2 separate regions of the Homo sapiens genome follow, and region 1 is linked to region 2. Evidence: chromatin contacts called from ENCODE Hi-C or POLR2A ChIA-PET data. All regions are on one chromosome and are shown on one strand. The core of a region is the stretch at or near the end of the contact, and the rest is flanking DNA. Distances in the headings are between cores, read along the strand shown. Region 1 overlaps RRM1 (ribonucleotide reductase catalytic subunit M1). Region 2 overlaps RHOG (ras homolog family member G).

Region 1 (3,873 bases), core at 387-2,886, 300 kb before region 2:
GCCTATAAATTTCAGCTACTCAGGAGGCTGAGGTTGCAGTGAGCCAAGACTGTATCATTGCACTCCAGCCTGGGCAACAGAGCGAGACTCCGTCTAAAAAAGTATAAAATAAAATAAAACAATAATATTAAAATAAAATAAAATACATTCCTGGCCAGGCACAGTGGCTCACACCTGTAATTCGAGCACTTTGGGAGGCCGAGGCAGGTGAATTGCTTGAGGCCAGGAGTTTGAGACCAGCCTGGCCAACATGGCAAAACCCCATCTCTAATAAAAATACAAAAATTAGCCAGGTGTGTTGGCACACACCTGTGATCCTAGCTACTCAGGAGGCTAAGACATGAGAATCACTTGAACCCAGGACAGAGGTTGCAGTGAGCCAAGATCATGCCGCTGTACTCCAGCCGGGGCAACAGAGTGAGTCTCTGTCTCAAAATACATACATACATACATAAAATAAAATACATTCCCATGAACCAGATCAAACTTTTTTTAAACTTGGAATTCTATCTCCTCTAGGAGTACTCTCAAAAATGCTTTGTGAGTCAGACAGAAATATCCTGTTCTTTTCACTCCTAAAACAGGCTTATCTCTTTGGAAAGGTCAAACATTTTTATTCTTTTGTCTTTGTTTTTATGCATATGACTTCCAGGTTTGCCCAAGACAATATGTCTGCCTTAGGTTATAACTGTTTAGAGAGCTAGACTGTGTCTCTGTGTAACAACAGACTATAAGACTTCAAAGATAAAGATCATCATCTTCTATTCAGTATCCTCAGTCCTGGCACATACTAGATGTTCAATAAATGTTAAATTAAAAAACAAATTTATAATTCTACTTAAATACCCAATACATTATCAGGGAATAAGAACATAATCCAAAATCACCAGACTTTACAGCTGGCAACGACTAGCTAAGTAAGCTGGCTTTCACTTTATAAAGTGAGAAAACAATGGATGTTTTTGAATAGCGGGTTGACGTGTGCAAAGTTTTATCTGAGGAATGGTGGTAATGCACACAAAATGGCTGGGAGCAGAGATCCTAGAAGCAATAAGGTCAGTTTAGAATAACAGCAGCAGAAAAGGAAGGAAGATATTTAAGAAATAATACAAAGGAACAATCAACACAACTTGGTAATTGTACGGACAGTAAAGGAAGGAAAGCATCACAGGTAACTACAAGGTTTCAAACCTAAGAAGGAAATAAACCTAACAGAAACAAGAAAATCCAAGGCAAGACCCTGTTCTGGTACAAAAACCATGGGTTGGTTTTAACGTTCTGGATTTGAACTTAAAGAACTTCTAGGTGATAATATTTAATAGGTGGCTAAAACATAAAATCATTCCAATGCCAAAATATCTCAAGCTGGCAATTAAGTACTCCTTGATATTCTCTACCAACCTGCTTCCAGCCGTAGAAGTGCATACTAGTGAGTTTGCCATAGTTAGGCTCAGCAATGTGGATGTTCAAAGATTGGCTTTGATCAATGAAAGCACCTCTCTCAGCTGCCATCTTGAGAACAGTTTTCTGAGAGATTTCCCACACAGTTTTATAAAGTTGCTTCAGGTCATCAGGAATTTCTGGTATGCTCTAAAGAAGGAAAACCCAATGTTTACTTTACTCCAGTTAAAGAAAGCAGTGTATGATTAATAGAATAGTGACACAAGCTTTGATCTTCATTTTACTTCCTGCCAGATCTGACCTTACCATTCAGTATCATATGATATGATCCTTATCAAGTTTACCAAGACTATTTAGAAAGTTGAACAAAACCCCCATCTAACCAACCAAATATCAATCTGGTGATAGTAATTTCAGCATCCCTTTTTTGTTGGTCATAAACCAATTTTTTAATTTTTTAATTGATTTATGACCCAAACATTCATTCTTCTAGAGGCACTTAAAGAAAGGAAAAGTCAGAGCTAAGCAGCAATAAATGACCCTTGAGTTTTGCAGAAAACACAAAAAATAAGGGCTGTAATTCACAGGGACCAAGGGAAGCAATGAGATAAAACCCTTTAAATAAGCTAGGATTTCAAACTCCCTTTGGAATCCAAAATCAGGTTTTCTTAGGCCTAGGGTTAACTTTCATTAAAACACACAGACTGGCTAATGCTACAGTTTCTGTCATTAAATATGGAACTGTTATAGGACTCTTCATCTGTGTTGCTAAGCAGACCAACATTTAGCCAGACACCTCTATCTGCAAATAAATGCCTCTTGACTCTTAGTTGCAAATATTTACACGATTTGTGACTCTGTCTTTTGGACTATCAGTCGTCAACCATGATTTTTAATTAAGCTTGACTCTCTTAATTTCAGTCTTTCTATCTATGATCCCCCAAATTTTGATATACTTTGGAATCACCAAAAGAATCTTTAAAAATTATTGATGTCTGAGGCCAGGCACGGTGGCTCATGCATGTAATCCTAGCACCCTGGGAGGCCAAGGCAGGCGGATCACCTGAGGTCAGGAGCCTGGCCAATATGGTGAAACCCTGTCTCTACTAAAAATACAAAAAACAGCCGGGCGTGGTGGCAGGCACCTGTAATCCCAGCTACTTGGGAGGCTGAGGCAGGAGAATCGCTTGAACCTAGGAGGCAGAGGTTGCAGTGAGCCATGATTCCACCACTGCACTCCAGCCTGGGCGACAGAGACTTCGTCTCAAAAAAAAAAAAAAAAAAAAAAAATTGATGTCTGGTTCCTGTTCCTAGACATTTAATTGGTAAGGAATGCAACCTAAGCTTCAGGATTTTAAAAGCTCCCCAGTTGATTCTAAGATGCAGAAAAATTGAGAACTACTTTTTTATATTATTGCATAAAAACAAGATGGTAAGGGTTATGTAAAGATGTGTACAATCCTAGCACAACAATGCAGAGGTGAACAGAGCTACACAAGCAAAACCTAGATGAACACAATGAAGTCATTCTCTCCATTGTCTAGCATGAGTGAGGAGGTACCACAATGTCCAACTCAGCCCCTGCAGAGCACACTTCATTTTCATTCTATACCTGAATAGAGCCATTGCATGCAATAATCTGGTTTTTCATCTCTTCATGCCATAGGCCCCGCTCGGTAAGATCTTTCAATAAGTGAGGATTTACAATCTGAATGGAAAAGCAGAAAATGTATGAAGAAATAAATAACAGTGACTGCTTAGAAAAGACTACAGCTTTGAAGCTTAAACTAAAATCACTTAAGAGTTATTTAATGCTAGATTGCTTGGTAAATTCTATCTTTTATAAAGACGAGACATCAATGCCACCACACGAAAGCTATATTCCTTTAAGATCTTGACATCTGTTATTCAAGAAACAATATAATTAGCCAGGCATGGTGGCGCAGCATGCCTGTAATCCCAGCTACTCAGGAGGCTGAGGCATGAGAATTGCTTGAACCCAGGAGGCAGAGGCTGCAGTGAGCCAAGATCATGCCACTGCACTCCAGCCTGGGTGACAAAGTGAGACATTTTCTCAAAAACAGTATCGACAACAAAAACATTGTGGTGTGGTAATCGTTATATAATATATACACATATCTAATCATTACACTGTATACCTTGGTTTTATACACAATTTTTATTGTCAATTATACCTTAATAAAGCTGAAAAAATATTTTCATTAAAAAAGAAACATATGGCGTTTGCAAAAGTGAAAAGAATAGCGCCTAAGATGGGTAAATCTATAAATACTTAGGTTAAAAAAATTGGAAACGTATCCTTCTCGAACTTTACAGAACTTTACTTCAAGATATCTGGAAATTCACAAATAGTCTTTTAAATTGAGGTTCTCAACCCTAGCTACACATAAGAATTACCTGGGAACCTTAAAAACAAAGAAAAAACCACTGGTCTCACCCACCATAAATTCT
Region 2 (3,787 bases), core at 1,288-3,787:
GCCTAGCCCTATACTTAGAGGTTTTTTTTTGTCATTTAGTCCAGAGAAGCCAAGGCTTCAGTACTGAAGGGCATGTACAGCTGGGAAACTTACGTATGACTGTTGGAAAAGGAGAATCACACAGAGCCAAAGCAGGGTTAAAAGGGGTGGCCATGGGTGCAGTGGCTTACTCCTGTAATCCCAGCACTTTCAGAGGCCAAGGCAGGTGGATCACTTGAGGCCAGGTGTTCAAGACCAGCCTGGCCAACATGATGAAATCCTGTCTCTACTAAAAATACAAAAATTAGCTGGGCATGATGGCACATGCATGTAATCCCAATAACTCAGGAGGCTGAGGCAGGAGAATCACTTGAACCCGGGAGGTGGAGATTGCAGTGAGCTGAGATCGCGACACTGCACTCTAACCTGGGCGACAGGTAGCCATGCAATGGATATCCAAAGAAGAATTCAGTAACCTTATGCAACTGTGAGACTTAAGTTAGGCCTTAAGGAGTAAGGAAGATTAGAGAAGGGAGAGGGAATGGCAGCAGAGGGAAAAACAAAGAGTAAAAGTTCAGAGGCAAGAATGATCCTGGCTTGTTTGCAGAGGACATTGAAAATCCCTCTGGAACAGGGAGCTGGGAACTCACACTTGCAAAGTACCTACATTGTGCACATATTATACATTAATGCACTTAGTCCTTATAACAGTGCTATGTGGTAGGTACTGTACGTTGCCACTGCATTTGAAAGATAAGGAAATTGAAGCTTAGAGAGGCAAATCATCAGAAGCTCAGGGTCACACAGCTGGTAAGAGGCAGAACTAGGATTCAAACCCAAGTCTACGTAACTCTAATATCCCTTATCAAATTGTGAAGAACTCTGAATGCCAGTATGAGGGACCAGGCATGATCTGAATTGGGACTAAAAAGCCAGAATAAGTCATTGTAATTTGTCTAATAACATACAGATCTGGCCAGGCATGGTGGCCCACGCCCATAATCCCAGCACTTTGGGAGGGCTAGTCAGGAGGATCACTTGAGACCAGGAGTTCAAGACCAGCCTGGGCAACATGGCAAGACCCTGTCTCTACAAACAAACAAAAAGATGCATTAAAAATACAAAAATTAGCCAGGTGTGGTGGTGCCTGCCTGTAGTCCCAGCTACTCAGGAGGCTGAGGTAGGATGCCTTGAGCCTGGGAGGTTGAGACTACAGTGAGCTGTGATGGCACCACTGCATTTCAGCCTGGGCAACAGAACAAGACCTTGCTCCAAAAGAAAAAACAAAACAAAACAGATTGGCAACCATTGATTTACTAAATAACTTTTTTTTTTTTTGAGACATGGGGTCTTGCTGTGTTGCTCAGGCTGGAGTGCAGTGGCTACTCACAGGGACGATAACCTTGACTAGTGTACACACTACAACCCTTCACTCCTGGGCCCAGCCTCCCTAGTAGCTGGGACTGCAGGTGCACCACTGAGCTGGGCTTAATGATTCTTTTGAAAAAGCCACTTAGTGAATAAGTCATTGTTGAACCCCGCTCCAGATAGGTCACACTCCTGGTTTGGTGTCCTGCAGCACTGACATCCCTTCTTCCTGTTTGGCACAGTTTAGACTCTATATGCCCTCCTGAAATGGGCTATGGTAACTTATTCAACCCAGTTCAGGCCAGAGGATTTCAGAAAGAAGAGTTGTTTTGGGAGAGAGGATAAAGGTCTGAACTAGACCTGAGTAGGGAGGACTGGGCTGATCCCCTACCACAGATACAGGCATACTCAGTGCTTCCTGCCTTCTGGGATGAAAGGCTTTGCTCCTGTCACCTCCTGTGTGTACAGCACTTCAGTTTACAAAGTGTATTCATTCCCATGGTCAGGTTCCTTGATGCTGCCCTTGAGGCTGGGAGGGGTACTATTATTACTTCTACTGTACAGATAAAGAAACAGAGGCTCCAGGAAGGGCAGTAACTTACCTGATCAAGGTCACACAGTTAGCTGGTAAGGGGTAACTTGAAGACTGTATGATGCACCAAGGAAAACACAGGACTTTGGGTCACAAAACTGGGTTTGTGTTCTGGCTCCCACACTAACTAGCTGTGTGATGTTGAGTTACTTTTACTGTTCTGAATTTGTTTCCTCATCTGTAGAATAGGCATAGTACTAACAGGTTGTTATAAAGGTCAAATGACATAATAACATGTGACCTATAAAGGCTTATACCATATGAGGGCTTTTTTATCAAGGGTCAAGGTCGGCAGATAAACTCAAGACATCAGAGTCAGGTATCCAGTACTCTTGGCCCTATACCACACTGCCTTTGCTCTGCTTGTTTCTGGACACTACCATACTCATCATCCTTTTCCAGTGTCGGTCCTCGTTCCCTTCCCAGCCCGGAAGCTACGCTGTCCTTCCCCTCTCCTTTGAGAGCTGATTTACTGATTGCTAGTTGATAACCACCTCTTTAGAGAGCTGTACTTCCAGTCTCTTGGGCCTTGTGACAGCCAGCCGGAGTTCCCTCCTTGCCTTCCTGCCTGGGCCAGCCCAGTGCTGGGCTTTTCAGTCATACTGTCAACACCCACTCTCCTGCTCTGTGTGGAACTGAAGATTACAGGCCCAGGAGTTCTGCTTTGAATGTCAAGGCTTCCCACGTAATCCGCTGGGCACAAATAATGCCCCCTGCCTCCAAGGAGCTTTAAGTCTTAGTTCATCCACCTAGTGCTCTTGTAACAACCATTTTAATCTCTAATTCCTGGATAGGAAAACTGAGGCCCAGCAAGCGTAAATGCCTCATGCTTGGTTATAGTGAGTCAGCAGAGCTGGGGTTAGAACTTAGGTCTCTCAACTTCCAGTCTGAGGTCTCTATTTGACTCTCCACTGGCCTAGAGGGTCCTTATGCCCTTCCCTGACCCACTGTCTGAGGGTCTCTATCTGAATGTCCTGACGTTGCATGCACACGTGCACGCGCACAAACACACACACACACTCTCTCTCATTCATGCAAATAGGATGGAAATATTTTTTAATGTGAACCAGAGACACAACTTCATAGAGTGAAACCATTCCTCTCCCAGCTGATTCCAAGGCAAACTGTAGCCTGGGAGGGAGGTGGGACCAAGCCCTGGGTCCTTTGCAGCCCCCACATGACGAAAGTTTCTTTTCCACTTCCCAGTGGGGATTTTCTTCCCCACTTGTCATTGATTTTTGAAGCTTCTGAACCAGTGGTGAGAGCCCAGGCTGGGGGGGTAAGGGGTTCCCAGACCAGGGTGCAGCCTTGCAGTATAGCAAGTGAAATGGAGAAAATGGGCTAGTGTTGATGGTGCTTGGGTGGAGCCAGGGATAAGGAATACTCAGGGATTTGGTTGTGTTTAAAACAGGGCTGCCCCCTCTCAGGGAGCAGGCCCTGGTTGTGGGAGACAGTCAGGGAAAGGAAGTCACATATTGACCACCAAGAGTCCCCCATGGCCAAGAGGAAGTAGCTGATGAGAGAAGGATCCTTGCCATAGCAGTGTAAATAATCACAGGGTTTCTGGAAGCTGTGTTCCAGAACTCAGAAAAGCAGTTCATCTCCCCGAGGCCCTGTGACCTGCAGAGGTAACCAGATGTTGGCTGGAGCTGGGACTCCTCATACTTACCCCACTCATAAATACAGCAGTCCATTTATTGGGCACTTGCTATGTGCCATACCTCATGCTGGACATCTTCTATACATTATTAACTCTTACTTTTTATTTTTTTTTTTTTGAGACAGGGTCTTGCTCTGTCGCACAGGCTGGAGTGCAGTGGTGTGATCATAGCCCACTGCAGCCTTGAC

The links. A loop is a pair of places that touch in the nucleus more often than their neighbours do. ChIA-PET counts read pairs that join two places held with the same protein, here RNA polymerase II (POLR2A). Pooled maps may share reads with other maps.
Region 1: POLR2A ChIA-PET joins it to region 2 with 10 read pairs in BJ. The contact joins two enhancer-like sites. A Hi-C loop is called at or near these places in 1 of 50 pooled maps. POLR2A ChIA-PET finds 5 or more read pairs at or near these places in 3 of 52 experiments (AG04449, BJ and activated T-cell).

What each region holds. Positions count from the first base shown.
Region 1 is chr11:4,132,799-4,136,671 of GRCh38, reverse strand. RRM1 (ribonucleotide reductase catalytic subunit M1) reads right to left here. Exons shown (of 19, transcript NM_001033.5): 17 at 3,014-3,109; 18 at 1,402-1,590. Among named protein-coding and RNA genes, the nearest start is that of RRM1, 40 kb to the right of the region's middle. Within about 2 kb of position 1,636, at least 2 of the 41 ENCODE cell types and tissues checked have a DNase peak (open chromatin) inside an H3K27ac peak, as active enhancers do.
Region 2 is chr11:3,830,586-3,834,372 of GRCh38, reverse strand. The region is part of intron 1 of RHOG (ras homolog family member G); the gene reads left to right. Among named protein-coding and RNA genes, the nearest start is that of RHOG, 8.5 kb to the left of the region's middle. Within about 2 kb of position 2,537, at least 11 of the 41 ENCODE cell types and tissues checked have a DNase peak (open chromatin) inside an H3K27ac peak, as active enhancers do.